3 separate regions of the Homo sapiens genome follow, and regions 1 and 3 are each linked to region 2. Evidence: chromatin contacts called from ENCODE Hi-C or POLR2A ChIA-PET data. All regions are on one chromosome and are shown on one strand. Each heading gives the region's core, a stretch centred on a gene start or an enhancer-like site at or near the end of the contact. The rest is flanking DNA. Distances are from core to core; before and after follow the strand shown. Region 1 overlaps ZBTB20 (zinc finger and BTB domain containing 20). Region 2 overlaps ZBTB20 (zinc finger and BTB domain containing 20). Region 3 overlaps ZBTB20 (zinc finger and BTB domain containing 20).

The links. A loop is a pair of places that touch in the nucleus more often than their neighbours do. ChIA-PET counts read pairs that join two places held with the same protein, here RNA polymerase II (POLR2A). Pooled maps may share reads with other maps.
Region 1: a map of Calu3 shows a loop between it and region 2 (6-fold over the local background). The contact joins two enhancer-like sites. A Hi-C loop is called at or near these places in 1 of 168 maps with a recorded cell type or tissue (Calu3), 1 of 37 single-sample maps with no recorded cell type and 1 of 50 pooled maps. POLR2A ChIA-PET finds 5 or more read pairs at or near these places in 2 of 52 experiments (activated T-cell and naive thymus-derived CD8-positive, alpha-beta T cell).
Region 3: a map of right cardiac atrium shows a loop between it and region 2 (9-fold over the local background). The contact joins two enhancer-like sites. A Hi-C loop is called at or near these places in 18 of 168 maps with a recorded cell type or tissue (A673, Caco-2, Calu3 and 14 more), 7 of 37 single-sample maps with no recorded cell type and 19 of 50 pooled maps. POLR2A ChIA-PET finds 5 or more read pairs at or near these places in 4 of 52 experiments (AG04450, OCI-LY7, PC-9 and 1 more).

The regions. Positions count from the first base shown.
Region 1 is chr3:114,322,527-114,325,414 of GRCh38, reverse strand. It overlaps ZBTB20 (zinc finger and BTB domain containing 20), which reads left to right. Exons shown (of 12, transcript NM_001348800.3): 12 at 1-2,888. Among named protein-coding and RNA genes, the nearest start is that of MIR568, 7.4 kb to the right of the region's middle. Within about 2 kb of position 1,399, at least 2 of the 41 ENCODE cell types and tissues checked have a DNase peak (open chromatin) inside an H3K27ac peak, as active enhancers do.
Region 2 is chr3:114,363,941-114,367,225 of GRCh38, reverse strand. The region is part of intron 10 of ZBTB20 (zinc finger and BTB domain containing 20); the gene reads left to right. ZBTB20-AS1 (ZBTB20 antisense RNA 1) reads right to left here. Exons shown (of 9, transcript NR_038993.1): 5 at 345-530; 6 at 5-259. Among named protein-coding and RNA genes, the nearest start is that of ZBTB20-AS1, 14 kb to the right of the region's middle. Within about 2 kb of position 1,750, at least 2 of the 41 ENCODE cell types and tissues checked have a DNase peak (open chromatin) inside an H3K27ac peak, as active enhancers do; they include gastrocnemius medialis, where a contact is called at or near this core.
Region 3 is chr3:114,410,779-114,413,851 of GRCh38, reverse strand. All of the region lies in intron 7 of ZBTB20 (zinc finger and BTB domain containing 20), which reads left to right. Among named protein-coding and RNA genes, the nearest start is that of ZBTB20-AS5, 41 kb to the left of the region's middle. Within about 2 kb of position 1,316, at least 7 of the 41 ENCODE cell types and tissues checked have a DNase peak (open chromatin) inside an H3K27ac peak, as active enhancers do; they include gastrocnemius medialis, where a contact is called at or near this core.

The DNA of each region.
Region 1 (2,888 bases), core at 150-2,649, 41 kb after region 2:
TAATAGTTCAAATTTGAGATAAGATTTTCCTGTAGTTCAAAGTGCTTTATGCATGTTCACAACTAGGGGAATCTTTGAAAACAAAGGCTAGTTACTCTGCTCTTGCTCTCCTTGGGACAAACTTTAATTTGGAACCAGCTGTAGATTTACAGGAGAAAATTCTCAAAGGTATTTTCAGCTGCTAAACTTCTTCTTTAGGCCCGTTGATTTGAACCTCAGTTTTCCTGAGGAGCCTATTGAGATATAAATTAAGGGTAATTTGCATATATCTAATTAAAATTGTTCCTACACTATTGTTGAAAGAATTATGGTTTTCAGAGTAGATGAAAGCAGGGTGTCTTAGTAATCTTCATCATGGCAAACAAAGGTGAGAAGCTGATATGATAGAGAAAATCTATGGTAACTTGATATTTTAAGGTAATTTGAGTGTGCTGACCCCACTATGCTTAATTCCTTTCCCACAATCTATTTTAAACTACACTTTGATTCTCTTGAGACTTACAGCATGCATGTGTGGGTATGAGCAGACAAGCAGACTTACCTTTGGAGGGTGAAGACCCAGACAAACTGAAGAAACGGATTCCTGAGGATGATCAAATACAAATCATTTTTCCAGAATCACTCAATATTGCCACATCCCAAACTAATTCTAGACTAATCTTTAGAAAGAAGTAAGCTCCTTAAGAAATCCTACTATGAATGTTTTTTCTTCTTATGGAATAACACAAGAAGAGGTACAATGCAGACTCTTAATTTTGCTGTAATAATTCACTTTTGTATTTAATAATTGTACTTCTGTGTGAGTGTGTCACTGAGCTATTTGTACCAATTTTCAATTGATCATTCTGAGAGGGGCCTTGAGAATTTCTGTGTATGTGTATGTATATCTGTATTTATGTGTAGTCAGAAAAAAAAAAGAATAGGAGACTAATGAGGTGAGGGAAAAAGTGATCAATGTAGAAAAGTGAGTGCTCCTAGTGTACCTATTTATGTTATGTTAGGTGGCTGCTGCCTGTAGCCCTTGAGGAATAGCTGATTGCACTATTCAAAAATAAAAGCCCAGCACTGTTAAATTTAGGACCGTGTTTCAAGAAACAGGAAAGCTTTATCTTTTTCTGAACCCATTCCCCTTAGCATTAGAGCCATCTGACATGATGAAAACTATTAAGTAAAAACCACTACTGACCTTTACATTAAATAGCTGTTTTCCTCTTCTAAATAATACCCTTGATTTTAACTAGACTACTTCCTTTTATTTTCTGCCTATTGGCTTAATGTTTTACAGAAAATACATAGGTGCATGCTAGTTTCTCTACTTTGAGCTGAAACAAACAGGAGCAACAAAAGAGATGACTCACATAAGTGTGAGATAGACTGAATTTCCCACCTTCGTAGCACTGGTAACCTTTGTAAGAGCTGTTTAGAGTTGAGCTTTGGGTTATAATAGGGCTTTTTTTTGCACTAAATATGACTGCACTGCATTGCACTACTGAAATGTACTTACTTGTGCTGGGAGAGAGTGTGTTACGTATGGGAAAGAAAAAGGCAAATTATGGAAGTAGGAGCATCACTAAAATGCAGAGTTATTTTCATCATGCTTGATCTTAGCAGGGTTGGCGAGAATCTGTGGAATCTCTGTCAACTCTTGATCAGGCCTAGGAACCACCATGCTGATAGGATCTGTTTTCTTACTGTAAAGAAGCTGAGTTAGTACAGCAATTAAGAACATTTAAGAAAAAGTTTACCCAATCTTGTTTCTGACTGAGCTCTCAGTAAGAGTTTTAACAGTGAAGAAGCCAATTGATATGATGTAGAAGTCTTTGCCTTGGCCTCCTCCACAAAGCCCCTTGCTTGTGCACATTTTAGTGTGGCAGAGGGCAGTAGGATGTGCTCCTTTCAAAAACACATAGCCTTGTCCATATTGGAATTACTTTTCAGCCTGATTATGCTTCTCCATCCCTGGGTGAAACCTAGATCAGGCTAACCAAAGAGGAAGGCTATGCATGTGGTAAAGTCCTTTAAGATGACAGATAGGGAACAGTGCAATAAACACTGAAAACCAGTGAAGTGAAAGGTTTATTTTGAAACAAGCTAGGCCAACTTGGACATTGGAGGATGGATTAGAACATACTAGCTGCTCCATCATAGACTATCCTTACTAAGCAGAAGACCTTAATAGTGCCTAAAAGTTTAGTTTTGAAATTGGTTTTTTCCTAACTTTTCTTTGTTAAATTTATTTTTATTATCTTTTTTAATCTTAGAAGTAATCAGAGTTTGACAGCTCTTTAGTAACTGTTAATAAAAGAATCTTTCATCACAGGATAAGCAATAGATTGTGTGGGAAATAATAACACAAGAGTAAAGATGCTGAAGGACTCTTCTGGAACTCAAAGTGACAGTTTTGAAGGTTCTGGCACAGTAGGAAAGGATCACAACCCATATAAATGGCTAATGTTGAATTTCTCTGAACACTGTCACATATGGGGCATCAATTTGGAAAATTCTCAATTGAGGCCCCTTCCCTAAGATTACAACATTGATAACCTGTCTTTTTCTCTCTCTTCTTTACTATCCGTCCAAGTCTACTATTCCAAGTTTAAATATTGTTCAGAAAGTTGTCAGCCTTGTTAGTCAGAAAAACTCCATTTAGAGCCATCCAAACTAGCATAAGAAATTCCTTAAGCACTCAAAGCATTATCTCTGTTTTAAGTAAGAAACTAAATCCAGAGCTTTTAACAGGTACTTAGAAATAAGTATTGGGTAATCACTAAGAGGACATTGACTGCACCAAACCAAAGCTATAGAAAGAAATGATTGACTTTTTAAAATATATTCACATTAACTGTCCTAGGATACTTCTCTTGAGGCTTTGGAAAACTTCTTCCTTG
Region 2 (3,285 bases), core at 501-3,000:
TTACCTCAGAATACATTGTAGGAGCTGTACATTTTCCTGTGTGCACCCATCTACAATCTGTCCATTCACCTTAGGTGCCCTTTCACCGTAGCTCCTTCCAGCCGGGATACCCGAAGAGGGCAAAACATCAGATCCTTAGAATGTGCAAACTTCTGTGCTACCATATCAGAGAGCCCTTTGCAAAGACAAATACTTACAAGTAAAGAAATGCATCTTTTATTTTTTTGAAAGTCCGTCGGCTTGATGGCATGAGAGTTGTCTGAAATAATTCAAAACAGAGGTAAACTTAGAAGAGTGAGTTTCACTTCCGAGGAGGATTGCTTGTAATCACCCTGCTTACTTACCTTCTTCTATTCTGAAGCAGTCTGCAGTAGTTGGGAAAAGTGTAATCTTAAGAAATTCAGTAACAGTCACTGGCTCATTGTACCTGGTAAGTTTTCCCCGTGCCGTGGTGCCCACGGTTTTTGGTAATGCATGGAGATAATTTCGGACGTCTGCTTCTCTTAACTCCTGAGCACTTTTGCTTCTCACTGTAGAATTCCAGAGACACATGGGTATGGAACTTGATCTAAAAGCCTCCTAGTAATAGTTGCAGATTAGATTGAAAGCCAAACTAGACTGTACACAAGTCTGTATAAATCCCAAAATAGAGCTTTAAAATAATAACTTACTGAGTCATGATTTCTGCATCTCATATGCAGTATTCCTTAAATCACATGTTGATGGCTAATCAACAAAATCCAAAGACGCAAATTAGATGGTACAATATTTACAGAGAAAATATATGTGTAGTTTGAAAAGCAAGGATTCTCAGGGTTACAGTCCCACCCCCATTCCCCCCAGAAATGATAGCAGTTGCAATCTGAACTCTCCACATTGTAACCAAGAAAGGAATGAATATAACAATGGAAAGAGAGAGATTTAAGATAGAACTTCTTAGTTAAAGGAGTCTGGACCTTCAAGAAATATGTTTAAGAAAGATTCAGAAGAAATACTAGGTAAGATGAATTATTCCTTTTTCTCAAGTAAAATTCTAGCAGCGTACTTGTTAAATGTTTATTTTGGCCAGGTGACAGAATTCAGGAGGGCGGAATCTTGTTTACCTTGTCCACTGCTGAATCCCTAGCACCCAGCAAAGTGCTTACACAAATTAGGAGTAGGTGCTCAGCAAATGTTTGTTGAATGAATAAATGAATGTTGTGGGGAGAATGAAGCTAAAATAATGATGTAGTGCATTTGTAAGCATTATGCCCATTTGTGAAAATATAGGTACTAATTTTTTACCCGATTATTTTTTTCATTCAGCAGACCTACAAAACAAAGTGTATCACAAATACCCTCTGCTTTTCATGCTGGGGAAACAGAAAAGCTTTCTTTTGAATGTAAGCTGCTACATGTTTTAATTCTAATAGCAATATGGCAGGTCAACTTTGTAGTATAATCTGGTGCCTGTTTTTGATAGATACCATGGAAATAGATACTTATTTTCAAGATGCTCAAACAGATGATTAGGCAAAAGCTCTAGCAAACCTTGAAACAACAAAAAGGAAAGGTTTTCCCACTCCCACCTCCCGTTACTGTAACATCCTGCACAGTTTTCTGCAACCCCACATCCTCCTCCTTGTTTCATCTTTTTCCTGGGTCTAATCTTTGTCTAGGGAATACAGCATGTGACTGTCAGTCTAGCAAGGAGATAGTTCTTGAGAAATCCACCCCCTACACACTGTGTTCCCAAGCTCCTCTTACAGGAATGGCATGATTTGATCAGCAGCAGGCAGAGCTGGCCCAGGGAAACAAGAGCTTGGCATAGAAATCTTAGTGCCCTCCTGCTGGAAGGGCCCTCAAGAGAGATGCTTCATGCCCACCCTCCCTCAACTGGCTGGACAGTAGATGGATGTGTAGGAAAACAAATTCCTGGCTGAATGAATAGAGGATTAAATGAATGAGAGATGAGTTCACTCCTCCAGAAGTCCCCGCCATCCCACTTGAATAGAAAGGCTAACTTTGAAGCCACTCTGTTCTCCATGGCACTATTTTATGTATACTCAGCTTTGGAATATGGTTGCCATCTGCTGCCAGTGCTTAGGACTAAGGAAGTATTGGGGTGGGTAGGAGGAGGCTGGGAGGGAAGAAAAGAGACACTTAAAATGAGCTAATGATCTCCTTTGTGTTAGAGCCTAGGTTTCAGAACATCAATCCTGTACTTCAAGAACAAAACACCAGTGTGTCTTAGACCACACCAGGCGCCGGCACATCAGATAAAGCCTGTGCTGTGTGGTGTTTAGCCACCGAGCCTAGAGAAGTTCTAAAAGTGAAATTACAGGTGCAAACTGAGGAAACTAAAAGGAGAAAAGGCCAAGGGTAAAATACAATCAGGAGGGCTCTGCCGATATGTATCTTTGGGGCTACAGTAGTTGAAAAATGAATCTACTAATTAATCAGTTGGATAATACTATAAAAGCAAGGAATTTAAGGATCTTTAGAAGAAATGAGACACTTTTCCATACACTCTGAGCATATTGTGAGCCTTTAGTATAATCTCAGGGTGAAAGTGACCTGGCTATTGTGTATTGCTGTAGACGTAACTGTTGATTAAGTGTTAGAGATTGCTGTACTAGAGGCATGCATGGTGGTCCTTTAAAAACAGAAAAGGCTGTTAAGCTCAGCTAGTAAGACAATCGAACATATCTGAACGGCAGAGAATAGCTCATAGAGCTTCCTAGCTTCCCTGATGTTGTTTGCATAAATTGTTGGGGGATGTTTGTTTGTTTGTTTGAGACAGAGTCTCACTCTGTTGCCTAGGCTGGAGTGCAGTGGCATGATCTCAGCTCACTGCAACCTCCGCCTCCAGGGTTCAAATTATTCTCCTGCCTTAGCCTCCTGAGTAGCTCGAATTATAGGCATGCGCCACCATGCCCAGCTAATTTTGTATTTTTAGAAGAGACGAGGTTTCACCATGTTGGCTAGGCTGGTCTCAAACTCCTAAACTCAAGTGATCCACCTACCTCAGCCTCCCAAAGTGCTGGGATTGCAGGTGTGAGCCAACATGCCTGGTCAAATTGTTGGTTTTGACACAAAATCATATTGATAATTTATGTACTGAAATAACATGCCAGAGAATAGTAATTAAGCTGGGGATGTATGCTAGTGAAAAAAAAAATATTACAGTGAAGTTTATTTTGGGAAAGGATTAGCTAATTGGCTAGGCATGACATTTGAAGGCCATGTACTGTTATGTATTCAATAGTAGGCCTGTATCTTGAATTGGAGGAAGGCTGAAATTTC
Region 3 (3,073 bases), core at 67-2,566, 47 kb before region 2:
ATCTGCCATTTACCAGCTGTGTGACCTTTGTTAATTTACTTTTCGTCTCTGAACTTCCCTGATCCTTACTTCTCTCATCTGTAATATGGAGATGATAATAGTTGCTGCAGAGAAGGAGTGGCATAATACAGCTTAGGTAATGTGACATATGTGACTGCAGGTTCAAGAATTTGTGCACCTTCTGGCCCCAGCAGGCTTAATATCAGCACTATAGTTAGTCCCTACTTTCTTACAAGCATGTGATTATAAGAAAAGCCCCTCTGGTTCAGGCTTATGGTCCTTTCAGTTCAGCATTCATTTTCTGATCACAGGGACAGGAAACTGTTATATAAGACACAATTGTCCTTGTTGCTAACTTAAAGAATTAGAGTTATTTTCCTCCAGATAGCCTAGTTTCTCTGAATAACCCACTATGGACTTATCCATGAATTTAGCTAAACCTTTGTGATACTATTTATGTCATCGACCTTTAATGAATTTTATAAGTTGATTGCCTACTGTGTAAAGTAGTTCTTTAGTTTGTCATAAATTGTTTCTTTTGAAAAGTAGTAAGATGACTTCCAGTTCACGTATACTAGAATTTGAAAAAGAAATCCATAGTCAGTTTCCCAGACCTTTTGTTTCTTTATAGACATTTACCATATCCTTGCCTGGATTTTATCATTATAAATAGAAATCTTCATCTTATGTCATGATTATTTTAATTAATACTGAACGTTCTCCTATTCTTTTTATTTATTTATTTTTTGAAGTACTTCATCCAGAAAGTATCCCACCCATGAGTTGCCGTTACCTTTTACTAGAGCTGATCGTAATTTAACTCTCCCCTTCCTCTATCAAAATTACACTCTATGCTCTGGGCTCAAAACAGAATGATCTTAGTGTGACTGCAATTGTATTTAAGCCAAAGTTCAGCTTAGAAACAGCTGGCAAAATGTTCAACAAACTGGACCATAGAGGAAGAATCATAACAAAAAGATGTGATTCCGTTTGTAGCAAAGGGAGAAACTTGTCTTAAGGAAAAGCTAGAGACTGAAGTTTTTGCTCATTTTGGATATCCTAAAGAAGAAGTAGAAGGCGATGTTTTCTGAGCCAATTTGTTCCACTAAAAGTGACCAGAATCAAGTCTAGGTTGGGCTGGCTGCCCTAGGTTGCAGTTAGAGGTTGGGGCTACTGTTTTGACAATGGCAGCAGAAATCTGTGACCAAAAAAAGCCTAAAACTGCTTGCCTCTGTGCTAGCATCGCTAGCATGAAGTAAGATTTGAACTTTAAATGACTCATTATGAGTGGGTGGCAACCTACTGTGGAGTTAGTCTATGAACCCAAGGTCAGCATCCCGGTGAGAAATCCCTTCAGGTTTGAGTGAGCGATACACCCAGTCACACTGAGATGGGAGATCCTTGTCCTCTTCAGCTTTGTCAGAGCATTCCCTGCTTTGTTTCCAATCCTATTTCTGAGGATATTTGGCACACTGCTTGGCTCACACTTGGCACCACTGTCTTCAGAAAATAAATGTCTTACATTTGTACAGTGCTTTATAGAACACTTTCACATAGATTGTCTCAGTTGATCCTCACAACTCTATGGTAACTGTTCATGTTCCCATTTTATGGATGAGGAAAACTGATTGAATTACTTGTGCAAATGGTGTTAGTAAGTTGTAGAGCAGGGACTGGCCTTATGATACTAAGTCTATGTCCTTTCCATGTCACCGCCACAAAGATAGCCAGGTCATTTCTGGACATCTTCCTGAAAATATACCTTGTTTCATTTTCCCCTGAATGTACTGCATTATACTTGCTTGTACTGAAGTTGCCCTGACCTCTTGTGGATGACAGCAAGCCTCATGAGATCATCCTGCAGACTTCGCCTTTTAATACCCCGAATACTAATAACACAATGTTCTACAACTTCCATATCATGTGGAGATGTTCCGTAAGCCTAGCACCAACCTTGCATCTGGACATTCAGTCTCAGAAGAGGTCATTTATCCCAAACTTTTCTTCTTTTTGTAAACTTTCCATATTAAAATCGTCCTTCCACTCCTTAATTTAAATGTGCTTCAATATTATTTTAACAAACTCAGTAGCATCTGTACCTTACATCTTTCTGTACCCTTCCCTCCCTTGTGAGGGAAGAATCCCTGAATGATCCTAGTAAGTTCTGAAAAGCCTTAGCAGGGTAGATAATGGGTAAAGATCATTGTATTTCAGCTCCCTGATCCATTACACCCCTGCCTTTCACCAGCATGCAGAGCGTTGTGTTTTTTTCTAACAGAATAAATTAAATATGAAAGAGAAGGACTAATGTAATTCAAATAAACATGTTAATGACCCTATTTTTCCATTTGGTAACTAGACCGGATGTGGTGGAATGCCAGTTTTTTACTGAGCCTGTAATTTAAAACTTTCAACAAGGACACTTTTTTTCCCTTTTATTTCCATCCTCCATTCCCACCCGCTTTTATTCTTACAGACACTCCTTACTGTCCAATTAGTTTTGGAACATGAAAACTGTCCTCACTGATGCCTGGAGCCATGGGGGACCTGGGATGGTTTCTCTCTGTGGAATGGCTTGTAAGAATCCAGTTTTACTGGTGATGACCCTGCCAGAGCTCTGTGCTGTTGAAGGGTGTGGGGAAGGAGGTGACTGGTGCATCCTGCACCTCCTCTGCACCCCCACTTTGTGTATTTTTGATATTTTGCATGTACATGTTTGCTGTTCTAGGCAGCACTTCAGCATTCAGATTTGGGAATAGAAGAGCTCTCAGTTTGCTTTTAACCCTGTAAGTAGCCATCCATCCCAGCTACATTTTTTATGAGTCAAAGCCATGTTTTAAGAGCTTGTTATCATCCAAACTAAAACCCTCACTAACTCGATGTGTCCCTGGATGACTCCCTAGTTTATTTCTTCCCTTCCCTCCACTAAGTCAGTTGTCTCCCTATGCACCCCAGGAGTAGCCATTTTCCACAGCGGCCACCACCTCTCCTCCAGAAAATGGGCGGCTCAAAATGGAGCCCTTCCTCTCCTCCGGACCTCAAATCTGCCACCTGTCTGCTCCATTCATCATTA